Linked DNA regions of Mus musculus: region 1 is linked to region 2. A link is a loop called in an ENCODE intact Hi-C map of the cell type or tissue named here. Cell type or tissue: heart. All regions are shown on one strand. Each heading gives the region's core, and the rest is flanking DNA. Links, peaks and the distances in the headings are about the cores only.

Region 1 (10,254 bases), core at 3,378-8,377, 56 kb after region 2:
TCAACGGCATCTCATTCCCAGGGAGGAGAATTATCGGTCATGCAGGGTGGCATGGTAGGAGGCAAGGGGGGAAGTGATGAAGGGCTGGGATTAGGGCTCTCCCCAGGCAGATTTATGAATCACTGCTCCCTGCTGCGGCACAGTTCGTGGCTGCTTGCCCTAGCCTCTCTGATTTTAGCCTACCCGCCCAACCAGAGTATTGTAGCATGGCCACACCCACTACCTCCAGCAGGGAATCTGAGCTTCCTTATCCCTCTGCCCTCTGCAAACCAACTCTCTTCTTGGCTGGACCTGTTCAGAACGTCCTGGGTACCACATCAGGCTCTAACATGGGCTCTGGTGATAGGAACTCAGGTCCTCATATTTACACAGTAAGCACTTTACCCACTGAGCCACTGGCCCATGACATTTATCAGCAGTGTCTTTGAGTGTAATCATTTGTACTTGGGAGAGGTCCCCTCCAAGTGCCTGTCTGTGCTCTGAGGGGTGGGGCTTCAGAGCAAAAAGGGCTTTGACAAGTGCCAACTACAGATGCACAGGAGGATGAGTCCCGTCTTCTCCCTCTTGTCCTCGCAACCAGGGAGATGACAACAAGACATCTTAAACTCAAAAGTCAGTTACATCAAGGAAGTAGCTGGAGTTGCTTGCTTGTCCTTCTCACAGAGTTGCAGGAGCCGGTGGCAGCTCACAGGGTGAAAGTTGGCTTGTCAAACAAGCCCATTCAAGCTTGCAATACCGCTGTCATTTGCCCAATGGGCTTATGATAAAGAGCAAGATGGGGAGAAAAAAATCTGCCCAAAATAGTGCCCAAGAGAGATCTAAGTCAGGGCAGGACTGGGAGCCAGCACGGCCCACCCTGCTGGCCCTGCGGCCGCATGGCTGCCTGGAGGACCTGTTCTGACAGGGATGGCATGTTCCAGAGCAGTGACCTCACTTTTCAGCACCAAAGAGGCTTGGAGAGGAAGAGCCGCTGAGAGCCCATCTGTGAATCCCTGAAGAAAGCAAGGGAGAACAGAATTTACACTGCAAACTTGACTTTGCAAACAGCGTGTTGAGACAGCCCTGTGGGCAGACAGGGTTTGCTGCAGGCCTGGGACTCGCCCGAGGCTGATGCAGGCTGGAGAGTCATCTACAAAGAATACAAGGAATGTACTCACTTCTTTCTGGAGCCCATGTCAGTCCTTCCTTGCTCTCTTTCTAGGTCTTCACTATCTGCTTCCTTCTTTGGACAGAACTCTGGGGGCAGGAAAGAGAAAGCCAGAGCCTCTCAAGCCCAGGTGAAGACAGAGGCCACTCTGTCCATTCTGGGAGACCCTAGACCCTGGTGGTAGGTGCTGTGAATTAAAGGGTCATGTTCCTGGTCATGTCTGGAGCCATCTCTCAGGAGGCAAAAGGCAGGATGGCTTCTTAGTTCTTCACAAATGGGAAGTAGTGAGGTCACATCTGAATGCAACTTCAGCCCTTGATGTGATGAATGGCACTCCAACTGCAGTGCATGGTGCTCCAGCTGCAGCGCATGGTGCTCCAGCTGCAGGGCATGGTGCTCCAACTACTTGTATGGTGCTTTAGCTGCAGTGAATAGCACTCCAATTGCAGTACATGGTGCTCCAGCTGCAGTACATGGTGCTCCAACTGCAGTGCATGGTGCTCCAACCACAGTGCATGGTGCTCCAACTACAATACATTATGCTCCAACTACAGTACATGGTGCTCCAATTACAGTGCATAGTGTTCCATCTGAAGTGCATGGAGGTCTTGGTAGTGAGCCTCCTTGACATGTGGGTATCCTGAGTTCCAGTTTGTGGGTAAAACAGTGACCCTGCTAGGAAGTGTTCCTGATGGGAGACATAGTGGGATCTTGGGTCTTAGTCCAGTGTCACTCATGAAAGAAATAGAAATTTCCCAGCCTGCCCCAGAGGCAGTGGCTTTGGGTAATTGCAAGCTGTGTTCAAATTCCCAAGTGGATATTAAGGTCCCAATCTTCCCTGTTATTGTCCCTTCACCCACTTGTCATAAGGACGACAACTTATGTTATAGACTGGATTCCTCCTCCCACCCCCAGTGCTAGGAGTGAAGCCTGAGGCCTACCCCTAAGCTATGTCCCTAGCTCCATGAGCTAGGTCTTATTTTCTTAATTAGTGTGTGTGCTGTGTGAATGCATGTGTGTGTGTGTGTGTGTGTGTGTGTGTGTGTGTGATATGCTCAGTTGAACAGGATGATGTCAGGTGATACCATCTCGCCTTATTTTTTGAGACAGAGTTTCATTGGACCAGAAGCTCTGCCATTTTGGCCAGGCCGCCTGCCTAGTAACTTCCTAGGACTAGTCTGTCCCCAACACTGAGAATCAAGTCACAAATGGGCAGACCCAGCATTTTTGCATGGCTGCTGGATTTAAACTCAGATTCTCTTGCTTGCATAGCAAGAGCTGTCTTACCTTTTGAGCCATCTCCCTAGCCCACGAACCAGATTTTATTTAAAGTTTCAAATACTTTTCATTCATTCATTCATTCATTCATTCATTTTGTGGGGCATCTGAAAGCAGTGATGCATGAGTGGATGTCTGAGGACAATTTTTGTCTCTCTCCTTTTACCACGTAGGCTCCAATGAGTGAACTCAGGGTTTGGCAATCACCATGTCTACCCATGAACCATCTCTCCAGGCGCTGTGCTTATCTATCTGGCTACCATTAAATTTGATTTTTTGTTCTGCTCATAAACACTGCAAATGAAACAACGGGAGAGACCTCCAGGGCTGCAAGTTGGTGGCTTTCTTTTTATGATAAAGGTTCTGACTGGAGGTCTCTGCCCGAAGGTCTTCTCCTGGGGCCCCACTGCCTACAGTAAAAACAATCACAGGTGTTAAAACGATGTTGCTCTTTCCAGAGTCCACATCTTTCAACTGCGTCTCTGCCCACTGGCTAATTAGTATGCTCACCCTTTCAGCTGACCCTGCCCCCTCCCCTACTTTCAGTCTTTCACTTCACACACACAGCAAGCAGAGCAGTCCCAGGGGAAGCTCCATCTCCACTCCCTGGGGACCCTTCTCTTAGGTGTCCTTAAACAGCTGTCACACTGCCCCAGTTGTTGTTCAAGGAACATCCCCAGAGTTTCATTGAGGCAGACTTGAAATTGACCCCACCATGGTGATCTGCTCACTCGAAGCTCCCCTGGGAAAAGGGTGCCAAATCTGTACATGGGTAGATTCTGGCATCTACACTGCCTGACAGCTCACCACCTGTTGGTTTCTACTGAGAACATACGTTTGGACTTGTAGGAACTTCAGAGGTTCCTCCAAACCAGCTTCTCTGGAGGTGCTCTCGACTGTCTTCCGGGCAGAGCAGCTCCACAGCCTGCAGCGTTGTCTGTCAGTGTGATATTTAAAGGAGAGTCCCACACTGGGCCTGCCGGGCTGAGAGAGGGGATCGCTCATCACTTGAACCTGAATGTGGAACTCAATGCCAGCTTTGTAAGGTAACTTTTGCTGGTGTAGTTCCTAGTTACTCATAAGGAGTGGGAAGAAATTATACTACTTTTGAAAATTAGGAAACTGGACGAGAGAAGGTATCCAGGACACATTTGTAAAGGAAGGGTCCAAGCCAAGAGGATACAAGGATACCTCAACACTTGCCCTCTGTGGGCAGCCAGCCAGCTCCCCTAGGGGACAATGTTTCTGGAGTATGGCAATGCTGGGAACGGAGTCCAGGGCCTTCCTTGCACAGGTTAGGTGAGGGCCCTCCCTACCACTAAGCTGCACTCCCAACCTTTGACCCACATTTTAAAGGAGCCATGTTTATTTCTCTGGCTGCCATTAAACTTGAGCCATGAACTCGCTGAGGCACAAGGGAACCCAAGCAGGCATAGGGAGGGCAGAGGCACTGAGCAAGCCTCATCAGATCAGAGTGAGTTCACACCCCTCCGCACAGACACAGGAGGCTTCACGTTTCTCATCTGCTCCCCAGTCAGCTTTGAAGAAAGATGTATTTTTAAACACAAGCCTTCGAGAGAAAAACGCTCTCTGCATGTCCCCATAGCCTACTAACGGGGCAAGCGTTGGCAGCCGGTTCCATCTGACTATTCTGAGGGTTGTGTTCTCAATTGCCTTTCTATTCTTGTCCCCAGCCTATGGTGGAACCACCATCCTCAGAGACAATGGTGTGTTGATGAAAGAGGTCTCCTGGGTTCTCATTTGTTCTGTCTGAGGACTCACTCTGTGCAGCTTCAGGCCTGGGGGCTGCCCTCACTTAGCCGTTAGTGGTGGGTTATTTTGGTTTTGGGTTTTGTTGTTGTTGTTGTTGTTGCATTCTTTTCTGTAGTGCTCCCTGCACTTAATGCTCCCTGCGTGCTAGATAAACTTTTACTCCTGACATTTCTAGCCTCTTTTGACTTTTTATTTTGAGACAACTCAACTTATCTTGCTAAGTTGTCCTGGCTGGCCTGCAACTTTTTCTGTAGAACTTGTATGTTTTAAGTGTGTTCACGTGTATGAGGGTGTACAGTATGTATGTATGTATGTACACGTGTACGTGTGCACATGCATACTGAGGCCAGAGGACAACTTCAGATGTTTTCCTGGAGCTATCCGCCTTGTTTTTTTGAGGCAGAGTTTCTCATTGGCTTGAAACTATCAAGTAGGTGAGGCTGTCTAGACAACAAGCCCCAGGAATCCTCCTATCTCAGGGTTCCTAATGCTCAGATAACATGCATGTACCACCATGGCTGGCTTCCCCAACCCCCCCTCCCTCACACTGGCTCAGTATGGTTATTGAACTCAGACCCTCATGCCTGCATTGCAAGCATTCCCCTGTCAGAGCATCTGAGCCATCTCTCTAGCCCAGGCCTTGAACTTCTGATCCACTAGGCCTGACTTGCTTATACGTGTGTGTGTGTGTGTGTGTGTGTGTGTGTGTGTGTGTGTGTAGCCTTGGCTGTCCTAGAATTCACTCTGTAGAACAGGCTGGCCTTGAACTCACAGCGATCCACCTGCCTCTGACTCCTGAGTTCTGGGATCAAAGGCGCATGCCACCACCGCCTGGCAGCTTACACCTTTTCCACACTGACTCCTTGTCAGCTGCCAGAAAGCCAGTCTCTACCTCTTTGCTCAAGGCTGAAAAGGGCTGGACTTGTGAGAGCTCCGGGTCACTTTCACTGCCTTTCAGGGACCAGCATCAAACACTTCCCTCTTTATGAAGGGACGCCTCCCTGCTGGAGACCATGCCCCTCCTTATGGTCAGGGCTCATTTCCTTAGCCAGAGAAGATAAGGACCTGCCAAGTCCTCTCTGAGCCTGCTCTGCAGCTCAGTCAGGATGTCCTGTTGAGTTGCGATGGTGTGTCCTTGAGAATTAGATTATTGTTGTTTTGAGGCAGCCATCTCGACCCGACTCATGGCTGAGGGAGCCGCCCTCGCCCTCGTCTGGCTTCACTGAGGAGTTCTGCTGCTGCCGGGTCTATTTGAGTTATGTAACATAAACAGCTCCAAGGAGATGGGCTTCCCGGCTTTTGTTTTTCCTCTTGTCTCCACAGAGCATTGCCTGGGTGGTGTTGCTGGCCGTCTCTGCTCTGTTCTGAGAACAAAACAGCCCTGCCTTGACCTTCTCTGGGGCCTTTCCTCTCCACTGCCCATGCAGGGGCAAAGAAACCGAAGGACACCAAAGCTATCTGTGATCTCTTCAAGAGTTTGTCCAGACCTGAGATGGTGGGTGGATATCAGCCCTTTCTGTAGCCTCTTGTGAGAAGTAATTACATACTCAAACACACAGGCGAGCATACATGTACCCGCGCACGTATACACACACCCACATACGTACGTACGTACCCACGCACGCACAGCGTGCATGCGCAAGCATTCACACAGTTTTTCTTTTCTTTTCTTTTCCTTTCTTTTCTTTTCTTTTCTTTCCTTTTCTTTTCTTTTCTTTTCTAATTGAAAGGATGGTGGTAGACCTCAGCTCCATGAAAATGCACCCCTGTTGCCCCATTCAACCCAACAGTGCTCAAGCCTTATATAGCTGGGTAGACCAGCGCCTGGCTTAGCCCTGATGGCTTCCAACTGGGTAGACATGCGTCTTGGCACTCCTGAGGCCTAACCTGAGGCTCAGCAGCATCGGGTGAAAAACCGTCCCAGGACATCCTCTTTTGCGCCTCTGTTTACGTGGCTGTCTTAAGGCAGAAGAGCTATTTTCAGGAGCGTCATTAACTTCAGAGTCTCTTACTGTAAGATCCCATCTCTGCTCATCAGCTTGGCTTTATCCCATTTCTCTCTGGAATCGTCCCTAGCATCCCATGCGCTATCTATTTGGGTCACCCACCAACCTGGGGGTAAAGAGAGTGTTTCTTTTCATCTGTCAGAGTTGTGAGGTTGAAGAGAAGACTGGAAAGACAGGCACTCAGAACTTTGGGGATATCTGGTCCTAGGGCACTGGATGGTGGTGGGTAGGGTTCAAAAGGAAGGGTCCTGAAACCAGCAAAGGGATTTCCCCCTGAAGACTAGCAATAAAAGGAGACACATGAAACTGAAGGTTTTGTGTGAAGAAAGACCTTAAAATGTCCACACTGAAGGCAGGTCCAGTAGTGTAGACTATCATCCCAGAAATTCTGGCGCTTGAAGTAAGAGGCTCAAAGTTCAAGCAGCCTTGGACCACAGAGTGAATCCAAAGCCAATCTAGGCAACTTAGTCAGCTCCCATCTCAAAGGGTAAAATTAAATTGATAATAATTTTTAAAAGAGGGTTGGGGATACTGAGCAGATGGAGCTCTGGGTTACAACCCCAGAGAGAAAGGATGGGGAGGAGGGAGAAAGGAAGGGGAGGAGGAACTACCATGCTGGACAATTGAATCCCAGCTGTGGCCTCTGATGAGGCTCCAAGTATCCAGTCTCCTGGCAGCTCTAGGATACTCTGTAATTTGCCAAGTCCCAAGCTGCCCTCCTGCCTCCTTTTCTCTTTCAAGGTCAAATTCCAGCACACTTCAAACTCAATACCCCTGCATGGCTTAGGGTCCCTTGAGAGTGAGTGTATGGCGTGTATGTGGTGTGGTGTGGTGTGGTGTGGTGTGGTATGGTGTGTGTGTGTGTGTGTGAGATATGTATGTGTGGTGTATGTGTGTGTGTACATGTGTATGTCTGCATATAGTATGTATGTGGTATATGTGCGTTTGTGTGTGGTATGTATGTGTGGTGTGTGTGTTTGTGTGTAGTATATATGTGTGGTGTGTGTTATATATGTATGTATGATGTGTGTGATATGTATGTGTGGTGTGTATGTGTGTGGTATGTATGTATGATGTGCGTGTGATATGTATGGGTGGTTTGTGTGTGTGATATACGTATATGAGGTATGTGTATGTGTGGTATGTATGTGGTATAATATGTATGTGTGGTGTGTATGTATGTGAGGTGTGTGTAATATGTATGTGTGATATGTATATGTGGTATGTGTGTACAGATGTATGTGTGCATGTGGTATGTATGTGGGGTGTGAATTTCTCACATGTATTTCCAAAGTTGGGGTGTAAGCATCCTGCTGAGATCTGCCTCCTTGCCCCTCCTGCTCCTATCACTTGTGGGGTTCCGGGAATAGGGTGTAAAGCTAACAAAGAGAAACAGTGATCTGGTGCCACGCTGCATTTTTCTGTTGTTTGTAGGAAACGTTAATGACAGGCTATTTGATTACTCTAAGGTTTGGCTCTGTCAGCTTCTTAGGAAGTGCATCTCGTATTCAGTAACAATATAAGTAGCAGAAGTTTTTTTGGCATTTAAGAATAAGCTCATCGGACGCCGCCATGCCGTTTGGAAACTCGACAGCGGGGCCAGCCAAGCTTGTGGAGATACAAGCCTTTTTCTGCAGGCTGGGCAGCTGGCCAGGACAGCTAAAAAATGTGCATTGGCTAAGAACCACTGCCACGCAAACACTTCTGGAAATTTCTGTGCTCAGGCCTGCCAAATCCATTATGCATAACATGAATTACAAGCAAGTTTCTCTCTCTCTCTGAGCAGTTGCTTTTTGGGCTTAATTCTTCTTTGGGTTTTGTGAAATACATACAACTCAAATGAGAAACACTCCCTGCAAATCCATAATTCACTACCGTGTGTGTGTGTGTGTGTGTGTGTGTGTGTGTGTGTGTGTATGTGGTGTGTGTATGTGACTCTGTGTGTGTGACTCGACTGAGGGTAACTCTGTGTGTGTGTGTGCTCGAGCGCACGCGCGTGCACGTGCATGTGTGTTTCCACTGAGGCTGCCAAGTTCATAACTTTCCTTGAACTGGGAGAAATGGCTTCTAACTTGAGTTGGAATCACATAAGTGCAATGTGCGGTAGGCGGCTGTGTTTCCTGGAACTTCTAGAAAGGAAGGATGGCTTGAATCATGGAGACTGCCTAATAGTGAGAGCAGAAAAGCAGTTACATGTGATATGAGAATATGGTGGAGGGTAGAGGGAGGAGGGAAGAGAAAGGTGGGAGGAAGGAAGAGAAAGGAGGAGGAAGAAGGAGAGAGGAGGGAGGAGGGAAGAGAAAGGAGGGAGGAAGGAGGAGGGAGGAGGGAAGAGAAAGGAGGGAGGACAAAAGAGAGAGGAGGGAGGAGGGAAGAGAGAGGAGGGAGGAGGGAAGAGAGAGGAGGGAGGAGGGAAGAGAAAGGAGGGAGGACAAAAGAGAGAGGAGGGAGGAGGGAAGAGAGAGGAGGGAGGAGGGAAGAGAAAGGAGGAAGGAGGGAAGAGAAAAGAGGGAAGAGGGAAAAAGGAGGGAGGAAGGATAAAGGAGGAGGAAGGAGGGAAGAGAAAGGAGGGAGGAAGAAGGAGAGAGGAGGGAGGAGAAGGGAGGGAAGAGGGAGGAGGGAAGAGGGCTGAGACACAATGGCTCGGTTTATGCTCACTAATGCCAGCCATCAGGATCTGAGACTGGCTCAGTCATCCTGGCTTTGTTTGTTTGTTTCTTGTTTTATTTATTTATTTATTTTTGTAGGTCTCACTATGTAGCTCTAAGTGTCCTAAAACTCACTATGCAGATCAAGCTGGCCTCAAATTCACAGAAATCCAACTGCCTCTGCCTCCTGAGGCACTACAGGCACACACCTCTTCGCTCAGCTCCAGCCTCCATGGGCCTGAGATGACAGCCCCAGCTTGCAGGCATACATACCACAGATCCTTGAGGTCTGGCTCAAAGCCCCAGAGAGTGTGAAAGTGCCTGCCACACAGGCAGATTTTCAAGTGGAAGATGGTCCTGGAAAGGGGTGCCAAGCTGGTTAAAGGGAGAGCAGGCAAGAGAGAAGCTTCCAGGCCTCTCGTCAAGGGTCTGCCTCTGCGTGCCTCCCTCCAGGGCTCAGCGAGGCAATGTTTGCATCATGTGTTTTCTGATCCCGAATTGAGACCGGCAGGTCCTCTCCTGTGATTCAGACGGGCTTACATTACTCAGACTCTGCCCAGGGCCATTCTCAAGGGCTGGCAGCCCCACGCCTCTTCTTCAGAAGCCCAGGAACCGCATTATTCATAGCCAACATGAGATAATTGTATTAGCACATGATGAGACAGTACAGTGTGGTCCTTTCAGCTTCCAGCAGGCGTCTGCACCGTCTTCCAATAACAACTCTCCCTAGCTCTCCACAGTTACTCCGTCTCTTTGCTTTCTGGAGGGTTTGGTTGACTTGAGAGATCATGCGCCCTGGAGCTAGGGAGATGGCTTAGTTGGTAGGGAACTTGCTGAGCTAGTATGAGAACTGGGTTCAGTTACACAGCCCCACATTAAAAGCTGGGCATGGTGGTACACATCTGTAGTCCTGGGGCTGGGAGAGCAGGAAGAGGAGGGTCCGGGGAGCATGTTGACCATCCACTTGGCTTGATCACTGAGCTCTAGGTTCACTGAGAGACCCTGCCTCAAAAATACAATAGACAGTGATAGAGGAAGACCCCCACTGTTGGCTTCTGACCTCCATGTGTGCATGCATTGATATGTGCATGCTTACTCTCTCTCTTCCTCCTCTTCTCCCTCCTCCCCTCTCTCTCTTTCGTGCACATGTGAATACACACACACACACACACACTTTTACAATTTGTTAAATCGGAACTCTGAGATGATCTAAGAGCGGATAAGGCAAAGTATGAGATTCTACCAAGTCAGTATTCCAGGCTGTGACTCAGTTTCCCTCCTCCCTGGAGAGAAAAGCTAGAAGAGTGCAAAGAAGCCCAGAACTTAGAAAGGGACACTGAACTTGACACCATGTCGTAACCTAGGCCCTGACTTCTGCAATGAGGACAAAATCCCTTCCCTC
Region 2 (10,254 bases), core at 1,689-6,688:
GAATTAAGTAGGCTGTAGACACAGAAATGCAAAGTTCCCAGACTATCAGTCATGCTGGTCCCTCCTTCCTGTTTTCTGGGGGCAGCCTGCGTCTTCACCAGAATGCCCTTCTGGTGAAGGCACACACACACACACAACACACAACTGTGTAGCTTATAGATTATGTAAGAAGAGACTGGAAGTTGGAGATGATTGGGTGTATGGATTAGCGCTGGATATGTCTGAGTTCCCAGCTAAGTACTGACCAGGGGTATCACACTACCCCTGGTGATCATTATTACGACTGCACAGTAGTACATCCGAGGCGGAATGCTTGCCTAACATGCATGAGGCCTTGGGTTCAGTTCCCAGGACTGAAACACCTCAGCCGGTCTAACTCAGCAGTGTCACCTGCCCCCATGCCAGGTGTATTTGACACCACTTACCTTTGATTTATTTCAAAAGTATTACAGCTCTTTTTAAAAAATTACAAAATTGTGTTTGTAGGGTTTGTATGTCTGGTGTGTTTAAATCACAACATGGTACCCTCTTGGTTGGACTTCAATATAAAACATTCCATGCAACGAGAAAGGTATTTTAGGGGGAAAGTACCATAGAGACGTAACTTTTTAATTATTTGGACATGGTATCATAACGACTATTTGGGTTTTTTTGTTGTTTGTTTGTGAGACAGTCTCATTGCACATAGCCTGGAACCTGCTTTGTAGACCAGGCTGGCCTCAACTCAGAAGTGGTCTGCTGCCTCCAGCTTCCTGAATTCTGGGACTAAAGGCACTTGATACCACACCTGGTTTAAAAAAAAAAAAAAAAAAAAAAAGTGACCTTTTATTTTTAATGAAAAAGCCAGTAGAATGACTGTTGGCATGGTGTAAGTTTTTTCTATGACAACACCTTAAATGTGTCTGGGGGAAAGTAAGAGGCTGGCCCTCTATAATGTACACTGGCTCAAAAATCAAAAAACATCCTTTGATTTACCCCCAAAACATTAGAAACTCCTCTAAGATAGGTTAGATCCAGAGACCAAGATGACAGGATTCCCAGTGAGAATTCAGAGAGCATCAGGTACTGGCTGGCCTTTGAATGGGGCTGTAGAACTGGGCTGGTAAAATACGCAGTGCACCCTGCACGGTGAGCTAACACATCCTGTGTAGGGTGACACCACCACATTTGAATATTTCTAAATATAGTGTACATTTTGTGCAGAATAACTTGTTACATAATCTGGAGATCTTAACCACTCTTACTTAGCAATTAGTGATTCTAAGGAAGTCATCAGTATCATTAGCAGTTCAGATGCTCACCAGGGGAACGGGGACGGGGCACAGATGAGTCAAGCTTTGCTGGATGAGCGTGGAGGCAAGACAGATATTTAGGTCACTGCAGATTTCTCTGCCACTTAGTAAACATCTTTCCTGCCGCAGCACAGCGTCTTCCGAACTGTGTGTGTGTGTGTGTGTGTGTGGTGGCGGTGTCTCCAGGAAAACAAAACAGAAACAGCATTTTCAGCACAGCTAAGGGCCTCCATTTATTTTAATGTTGGTTGGTTTTGTTTTCTGTAGCCCTTGCTGCCCTGGAACTCTATTGTAGGAAAGACTGTCCTCGAACTCCTGGAGATCCAGCCTGTGCCTCCCACGTGCTGGGATTAAAGGTGTGCACGACCACCTCCCAGCTTTTGTTGTTTCTTTTTTAAATGAGACACAAGTTATGTTCTCTTATAATTTTTAAGTATGCTATCAAGAGATCTGCAGAACACAGGAAGGGCTATTGGGATCCACCTGAGTTATAACCTTATAGCCATCCATCTTGGATTGAGTTGCTACTGGGAAAAGGTTGCTGGGAGTTGCTGGGGGTTGAGGGAGCGTTCCACCCAGGCTGTTACCCCATTTTGTTATTTGTGCTGCCAACAGCAATTCAATTAGCCGTTTTGGGCGATAAAAGATAAAGATTTATTGTACCCCATATACAACTGAAATCAGAATTTCACAGGCAGGTCACAGTCGTTAGGGACTGTTCTAATAAGCACCATATGGGTGTCTGTACCATTCTTTTAACAACCCCAAGCAGGCACCTCAAGCTACAGCCACTTGTGAGGTTAGGGTCAAAGCCACTGGGTAGAACCCTTTTCTTGGCCAAGGGCACAGTGGACAGGTTGGTCCACAGAGGCTCCCCTACCTACCATGAGTGTGGGAAATAAGAGTAGAGGCTAACTCCACACACGAGAGAATGGAGTGTCCTAGAATTTATAAACCGAGCCACAGCAGCCTTCTGACCCAGGAACTCAAGACGGGCATGCGCACAATGCATGCATTGTGCAGCGCACACAAGGGCCATGCTTTGGCTGAGCATCAAAGCGGCTGCGTCCTGTTGCATCTGCGCACAATCGCGGAGCCCGGGTTGCATCGGGCGGGGTCAGGCTGGGGCTCTTCCTTTTCCCCTTTTAACTTTGCGTGGCAGTTTGGGAGCAAGGAGTGTTTTAAAAAGAAGCCTCCGGTCCAGCCAACCCCAGTCGCTTTTACAGAAAGAAGTGAGTCAGGCCCACGAGGAACACATGGAATTGAACTCGCCTCGTGGAGGGGGCTTCCACTCCCTCTCATACATGACCGCAGATAGGCACGTGGAGGCTCCGGTGTGCCCACTGCGCGCGCGCCCTACCCTGTCCTACTCTGTTCCTGCTCCACGAGCCTCCACCACGTCCCACGCGCTCTCAGCTCCACTCTGTACCCCCACGCCCCGCCCCACTCCGCGGTCCTCGCCCCAATCCACGGACCGCTTCCCCACTAGGCAGTCCCCTCTCCGTCCCGTGCGTCCCGCCCCACTGCACGGGCGGCGCCCCGCGCCAGCTGCGGCGCTAAAATTAGCGTCCCGCGCGTGAGTTGGCGCCCGCAGGAATGCGCGCGCAGGCTGGAGCTGCGCGTGCTGCACCAAATAAAGTCAAAGGCTTGTCTGGCGAGGGGGGGGCGCTGGCGCCTGGGGCCCCGAGGGTCACACGCGGCTGCTTTAGTCGCCAGCGTGTGCTGGGGGAGGGGGGGAGGTTGGGGGAAGGAGGGGGATTTGTGAAGTTTACAGAAGCCTCCGGACAAAAGCTGCCCAAATGTCACTCCGTTTTTGGAAACCATCATTCCGGGGGTGAGGGTGGGGGTGGGGGGCGAGGGGGGTTAGGGCTGTAGCTATAATAAGCCAAATGTTTCATGCTGATGCTGTAAACATACGTGTCAAAAGGACGTCCGTGTGAGCAGAGAGCATACCCATGCTGGACCATGTTCAAAGTGCAATTGGGAAGCAATCCTCAGGACACAGTCCACGCGGGAGCTCCCAAGTCTGATCAGGCGCTCGATCAGCTGGCTGTCCAGTCGGGCATAAATAATGTAGAAACAATTTAAGGCCAGAGAGCGCGTTTAAGGTGCTACCCAGTTAACTTCACATTTTTCTGAATTATTCAGTTTAACGCTCTGCAGTACTGGGGTGGGGGTTGGGGGGAGAGAGAAACAAAAATAAGCTCCGTGTTATTTTATTTATTTATTTTTTTTTAATTCTCTGTCGAGTGTGGTGGCTAATGCCTGGAATCCCAGCACTGTGGAGGCAGAAGGGTCTTAAGTTCAAGACCAACCTGCCCTACATAGCGCATTCCTGTCTCAGAAGGAATACAGTGTGTGTGTGTGTGTGTGTTTGTGTGTGTGTGTGTGTGTGTGTGTGTGTGTGTGTGTGTGTGTGATGACATTTCTCTCTCAGCAGTCTTGGAGCAGATTGTGCCTATCCTGGGGAGATAGGGACCTCCCTCATTCAGGCCTTAGTGACAGCTTGCCATTGCTTCAACAGCGATTGCAGCACATGGATGGGACACTGAAGAGGTTTGTGTGTCTAGAATCCTACTCACAACCTGCCTGGAGACTTGGCTCGCACCTTGAGAGGCAATTGTGATGGAAATCAAAGGCACACTGAGCACACAAGGCTTCCTGGTTCAAACTTCTGAGAGAAAGTTCCTGTTCTTTCCCTGTGGCTGTGTGTCTACAGCCAGAGGCTGTTCTCATGGAGACACAAGAGAGTTCTGTGCTGAGACCTGAAGTTTTAAGTTCCATTAGGAACGCACCTCTCTGCCTATGCTTCACACAGCAGTTGCCACACACAGGGCTGGGGAATCTTCCTAGACTATGAGCATCTCATGGCATCATGTACACTTAGTTGTCTTAATGATTAAAACAACAAAACAACGAGTATTCACCCCATAGAGGAGCTAAGAATCAGGCAGTCTCTGTGACAGGGTTCTGATCTGAAAAGGCACTAGGTGTGTGGCAACAGGGTGCTTGCTGGGTTACACCAAATAAATATTTTCCGTTATTATGTGAACGTGGGTAACAAGGAGTCCCTCTGAAACACTGGAGAGCAGGGCGCCCCCTGCTGTGCTCACTCCTGGAGAGCAGGGTTCTACAGGGCACCTCCTGCTGGGGACCAAAGGCTGATTTTCATTGGGTATCAATACTCTACCCTGTGCAGGCTTTCTTATTTCATCAGTGACCTTAGAGAATAAATGGCGCCATTGGAAATAAAATAAAAATACGATCTGCAAATAGAAGAGGTGAATACTTTCTAAAAATAATCCGTTCAGAGGTATTCATGGACAGTCTCTTGAGCATATCATTAGGCCCACAAAGCAGCTTGACATTGACCCACCTGTGACTTTGGAAGCAAGGACTGCATTTGTGTGGTTGTGGGGGGTGGAGGATTTTAAATATATTTTCTAAAAGCATTAACAAAAAAAAATAAATGGAGGGGGCAGGAATTAAAGAACTCCTTCATTAGGTTAACTTCAATGGAGATGTTCTATGTGTAAAATTTCATTTTATTTTCTGATGAACCATATATCTGTGCCCTAGAGCCAGTGGATCCAAAAAAATAAAAATAAATAAATAATAAATAAAAAGTAAAAGCCATGGAAGCCATGAAGAGTTGGTCAACCACAACTTTGTAGCTTGAGAAGGAACTTAGTCAAGGGGTGAGCAGCAAACCAAGCCATCCAGTTAGCCCCAGGGGGTTTCTCTTGTGGTGTCTGCTGAGGTTGTGGACCATTGGGGTGAGGTTGGGACTCTCCAAGGCCCAGAGGAATCCCAGACATTGCAGTAGGAAAGAGATGGCACGTGTAAGAATGGTGACTGGAGAGAAAGCTTCCACCAGACCCCCACCTGCCCACTGTGATTCGTGTCTTCACTGATTGGTTTCCCTGGGTTTCCCTGTATGCATGTGCCTCCTGGTAAGGAACGGGGACTGGGAGGCGTGACTCAGTTGTTAAAGTGTTTGCCGTGAAAGTATGAAGACCCAGGTTTGGATCTCAAGAGTGCCCATGCAAAGAGCTGGGTACGCAGTGTAACCTCTGCAAAAAGGCTTGAAACTCTGTACTGAGAGGCAGGCTCATTGGCCAACCATCCTAGCTAATCATTGCACTTCATGTTCGGGGAGAGATCTTGACTCAAAAGTAATGTGGAGAGCAATAGAGGGCACAGAACATTGACCTTTTGATTCCACACACATAGACAGGGACAAGTGAACTTTCGTATACATATGCACACATATACCTATGCACACATATGCACACATATACATACGCACACACATATACTTATGCACACATATACCTATACACACATATACATATACACACATATACATATGCACACATATATGCGTACCCATGTTTTACACACACACACACACAAAGAATATGGGCTAGGGTCTGATGGCTTAAACTTAAATGGTACCTCCCTCTCTAAACTTTTGTGTTTAGTCTTCTGAGAAACTGGTTAGGGATGGGATGGCTTACCTCTTGGTCTTATAGAGGGATTAACAGACAAAGTTAAGTAGTACACATTCCATGATGCTTAACGCTTAGTGACTTGAGATATGTCCCTTATGACTAGATCAGGTAGGTGCAAAGAGAAAGTGTCTTCGGTTTGTTTGCAGAAATGACTGCTACCCTGCTACCTATCTGGCTGCCTTCCCATCCTGGTTTCACTCCTTTCTGCCCACATTTCTCTCTGGTTGTTTCATCCAGTATCAAGTGTTCGAACCATATTTGCATACAGACTTCCTACAAAACATCTCTAGATTCAACTTCCCCTTTAGGTACCAGCCAGGCTGTGCCAAGCGGCTTGCTCACCAAATTCAGTGAGCTGTCCAGTTGGTTTTTTTTAAACCCATTGTGCTAGATAGATCCAAAATCAAGCTCCTGTTCTCATGCCTGTCTCATTACCTCTGTTTTCCCAATCTTCATGCAAGTCGAGGTCGCCTTCCCATTGCTTGGGCCATAAGCCTGGAAGTGACCTGATCAGGGTTTTATCATAATTATCCAATCAGTCAGCACATCCTTGTTCGGGAGGGACACATATTCAACAACTAGGCATGGTGGCACGCACCTGTAATCCTGGTTCTTGGGAGGATCAGAAGTTCAAGGTCACCCTCAGCAATATGGCTAGTTCCAGACCAGCCTGGGCTACATGAGACCCTGTCTCAAATAAGTAGGAAGAAGACAACATGTTGGAGACTTACCTGGTGGAGCCACTACCGTGCCTCGTGTAGAATATCTCAGATGCTTCAGGGTCCTTCTTCCAGGTTCTGCCCATGTCCTCTGAAGCTTAGTCTCAAACTTGGCAGATGGATGACCCTCTAAAGTGTGGGTCTGGGGAATGGAGTGAAGGCACAACAGCAAAGAGGCTGCCCTTTCAGAAGACTAGGGTTTGATTTTCAGTGCCCAACTCGGGGCTCACAACCACCTGTAACTCCAGTTCCTGGGTGCTCTGGTGCCCTCTTCTGATCTCTATGGGCATTGCACACAGGTGATACACAGACATCCAAGCAAAACACCCACACATTTAAAAAAAAAAAACAACAAAACCAGATAGAGCTGTCTCTTGTGAGACTATGCTGGGGCCTAGCAAACACAGAAGTGGATGCTCACAGTCAGCTATTGGATGGATCACAGGGCCCTCAATGGAGGAGCTAGAGAAAGTACCCAAGGAGCTATAGGGGGAACAACAATATGAACTAACCAGTACCCCCCTGGAGCTCGTGTCTCTAGCTGCATATGAATCAGAAAATGGCCTAGTCGGCCATCAGTGGAAAGAGAGGCCCATTGGTCGTGCAAACTTTATATGCCTCAGTACAGGGGAATGACAGGGCCAAGAAGTGGGAGTGGGTGGGTGGGGGAGTGGGTGGGGGAGCGTGTGGGGGACTTTTGGGATAGCATTGGAAATGTAAATGAAATAAATACCCAATTTTAAAAAAAAGAAAAAAACAACAAAAAGCCTTTAATTTTCTCTTAACATAAGTCTGCTCTCTGATCTTCTTTCTCCCTTACTAAAATCCCTCTGGTGTCCTTTTAAAAAAGCAAAAAACAAAAAACAAAACTCCTTTAGTGTCAAATGCAAAGGTTTGCAAGGTTCTGCTACGTCCCAGGCACAGTTGGTGTCCTTGCTCATTCTATTTTGGCAACGTGGCTTCCTTGTTCCTCAGATTTCCAAGCATGCTCCTACCTCAGGATCTCTGTGTGTGATCTCTCCTCGGAATACTTGTTTCTGTTTAGTTCATAGTTGTTTTTTAAATTAGTTTGAGATAGGCTCTCACATATTCCAGGCTGGCCCTGAGCTCCCTATGTAGCCAAGGATGACCTTAAACTTTGATCCTCCTGTCTTCTCTTCCCGTGCTGGGATGAGAAACATGTACCACCACACCCAGATTATGGAGTACCGAGGGTGGAACCCAGAGCCTCACACATCATAGACAGCATTCTGTCAACCAAGAAACACCTGGTTCTGAAGGGATGAAAAGCCAAGACGGGCAGCCTCGCCAGTTTGGCCTCTTTGTGCCTCAGGTATAGAGGGACTAGTGATGGCAGCCCAGTATAGCAGCAATCGTGAACATGAACCGTGAGCCACAAAGTAAGGAAAACACGCTATTTTATTGTTATTTAACTTGGTGTTACCCTTCCAGGCTTTGTTTCAGGGATTAAATTGGGACTCCTCATTATATGTAAGTTATAACACAGAGACCAGTATCAGGACGACATCCTTGAGTAGTTCTCCTCTGACCTGATGGTGCTTCCAAACGCTAATGGGACCCAGAAGACACAGAGTTTTCTGGGATCTGGTCCTCATGGTTCAGCTCATGGAAGTCATTGGGTCCTGTGTCTTTAGCACCCTGCAGGATCTCTGCCATGAGATCCACAGCAGGAGCCAGGAGCTCAAAGGTCAAAGGAGAGGCTGCAGAAGACCTGCCACAGTGACCTAGTGTCCTTCACTCTTGGGCCTATGGGAAGTCCAAGCACAACAAAGTAATGAGAAGGAAGAGAAGGCCTGGCAGTGAATAGTGGTGCCCTAATTCAGCTGTGCTCGGGGCTTTCACAGGGCTCTCCAGCTGCTGTGTGGTCCCTTATAAATATCTTTGTCAGATGTCATAGAGACACTAGGGAGATGGTCTACCCCCCATCAGGAGAGAACATGAAAGGCATGAGTAGCTAGAGGAGGACACACTAAACTCTCTCCGCCCTATGGAGGCTCCCACTCATCGGTCCCCAGACCAGTCCAGGCATGAAAAAGGACTCGTGCTGCCGGACACCCAGGGTCACCCTGTGCCACTGAGTTCCCCTGTGACTTAAGTCTCCCTCTCTACCCAGGAAGGATCATTGCTCTTGAAAAGTTTCTAGAAGGCTCTCTGGTAGCCTGTTGCAAGACAACAGGCTCTGCCTCAGCTTGCCAGAATCCCATCCGGTTTCCCCGCCACCTTCAGGCCTCCTTTAGAATTGGAGATTCTTATCCTAATCACTGGTCCTGAGGTGAGGGCTCTTCTGCCTGCCCTAGACTCCCTGTCCAAAGGACACATTCTCTTACCTCAGTATCACCTCTGAAATCACTGTCCCAGTGCCCGTTCCCATCCTAGTGAACAAATATGGCATTACAGTGTCAACTGGCATTCTCAAGTTAAAGGGAAGTAACATGTCTGCATAGGGAGTTATCATTCATTATTGTTTTAAAAAGTTTATTTTTCTTTTATGTGTACGGGTGCTGTGCCGATGATGAGTCTGTGCTGGGAATTGAACTCAAGTCCCCTGGAGGAGCGGCTAACATTCTAACTGCTGAGCTATCTCTCCAGCCCTTATTACAGTTTTCTGAGACAGCGTCTCAGTATGGAGCCCAACTCACTATTTAATCCAGGCTGGCTTTACACTCAGGGCAATTCTACTGCCTTAGTCCCACAAGTGCTTGGATAATAGGCGTGAGCCACCTTGCCTGGATCTCCTCCCCCTGCCTGCACCCCCACCTGGGAGAATGAGGGTGCTCTCAGCACGTGTGTATGTGGAAGTTAAAGGACAGTTTGCAGGAACCGGTTCTCTCCTTATGCCACGTGTGTTCCAAGGACTGGCCTCAGGGGCCTTCATCCATGACACATCTCATGGGCCCTTTTATATTTTTAAATATTTAAGTGTGTGTGTGTGTGTGTGTGTGTGTGTGTGTGTGTCCCAAGGAGGCCAGAGGTGGGAACTGAATCCCCTGGAGTTACCAGATGTGGGTGCTGGGAACCAAACTCTCGAAGGAAACCAGTCCTCAATTGCCGAGTCATCTCTTCAGCTCCAGGATCTTCCATTTTTTATTTTGAAATGTTTGGGGGATTTTCAAGTCAAGGTTTTGCAGCTCAAACTGGCCTTGGACACAGGACTTCCTAGTGTAAGTGCTCTAACTACAGGCAAGGACCTGCACCTGGTGAGCGATATATCTTAAAGTCCCAACTTGCACAGGGATGGGAAGATGGATCGGCAGGTAAGAGTGCTTGCTGCCTAAGCAGGAGGCCCTGAATTCAAACCCGAGACGCGTATGTATAAAGTCAGGCATGGATGGCTGCATGTCCATTTGTAACCACAAGGCTATGAGGGCATACATGGGGAATTGGTGGGGCTTGCTGGCTGCCAGCTCAAGTCCAAGTTTAGAGAGAGGCGGTCTCAAGGGACTAGTGGGTGAGAGAATGAGACACTTAACGTGCTTCTCTGCCCTCCGTATGTGCACATGGAGAAGCCCTTACACACATACAAGGGGGAAGTGGGGAGGAGGAGTCCACAACCTATACACTGAGTGATACACTGGTGTTTCCCCAAGGAGCTGAGTGTGTTCAGGTCACAGACTCAGGCGAGTTTCTGTGCTGTCAGCCTGAGGCCCTGTCCTTCTGAGGAAAATCTTGTTCTGCCCTTGACAGCTTTCAGCTGATTGGATGAAGCCT

The links. A loop is a pair of places that touch in the nucleus more often than their neighbours do. Peaks named below come from ENCODE experiments on the same cell type or tissue, not always from the same donor. Only the 100,000 strongest peaks of a DNase experiment are listed, where the experiment ranks them.
Region 1: a loop joins it to region 2, with 3 times the contacts of the local background. A loop is called at or near these places in 13 of 42 quality-filtered maps.

What each region holds. Positions count from the first base shown.
Region 1 is chr8:126,522,386-126,532,639 of GRCm38, reverse strand. No RefSeq gene overlaps it. Among named protein-coding and RNA genes, the nearest start is that of Gm51605, 27 kb to the right of the region's middle. In heart, for the core only: a CTCF peak has its summit at 5,370; DNase peaks (open chromatin) are centred at 5,359, 6,869, 7,849, 8,279 and 2 weaker places; H3K27ac peaks cover 2,459 bases.
Region 2 is chr8:126,576,834-126,587,087 of GRCm38, reverse strand. No RefSeq gene overlaps it. Among named protein-coding and RNA genes, the nearest start is that of Gm39286, 10 kb to the right of the region's middle. In heart, for the core only: a CTCF peak has its summit at 4,413 (motif pointing left); DNase peaks (open chromatin) are centred at 2,367, 2,787, 3,277, 4,387 and 2 weaker places; H3K4me3 peaks cover 1,747 bases; H3K27ac peaks cover 2,849 bases.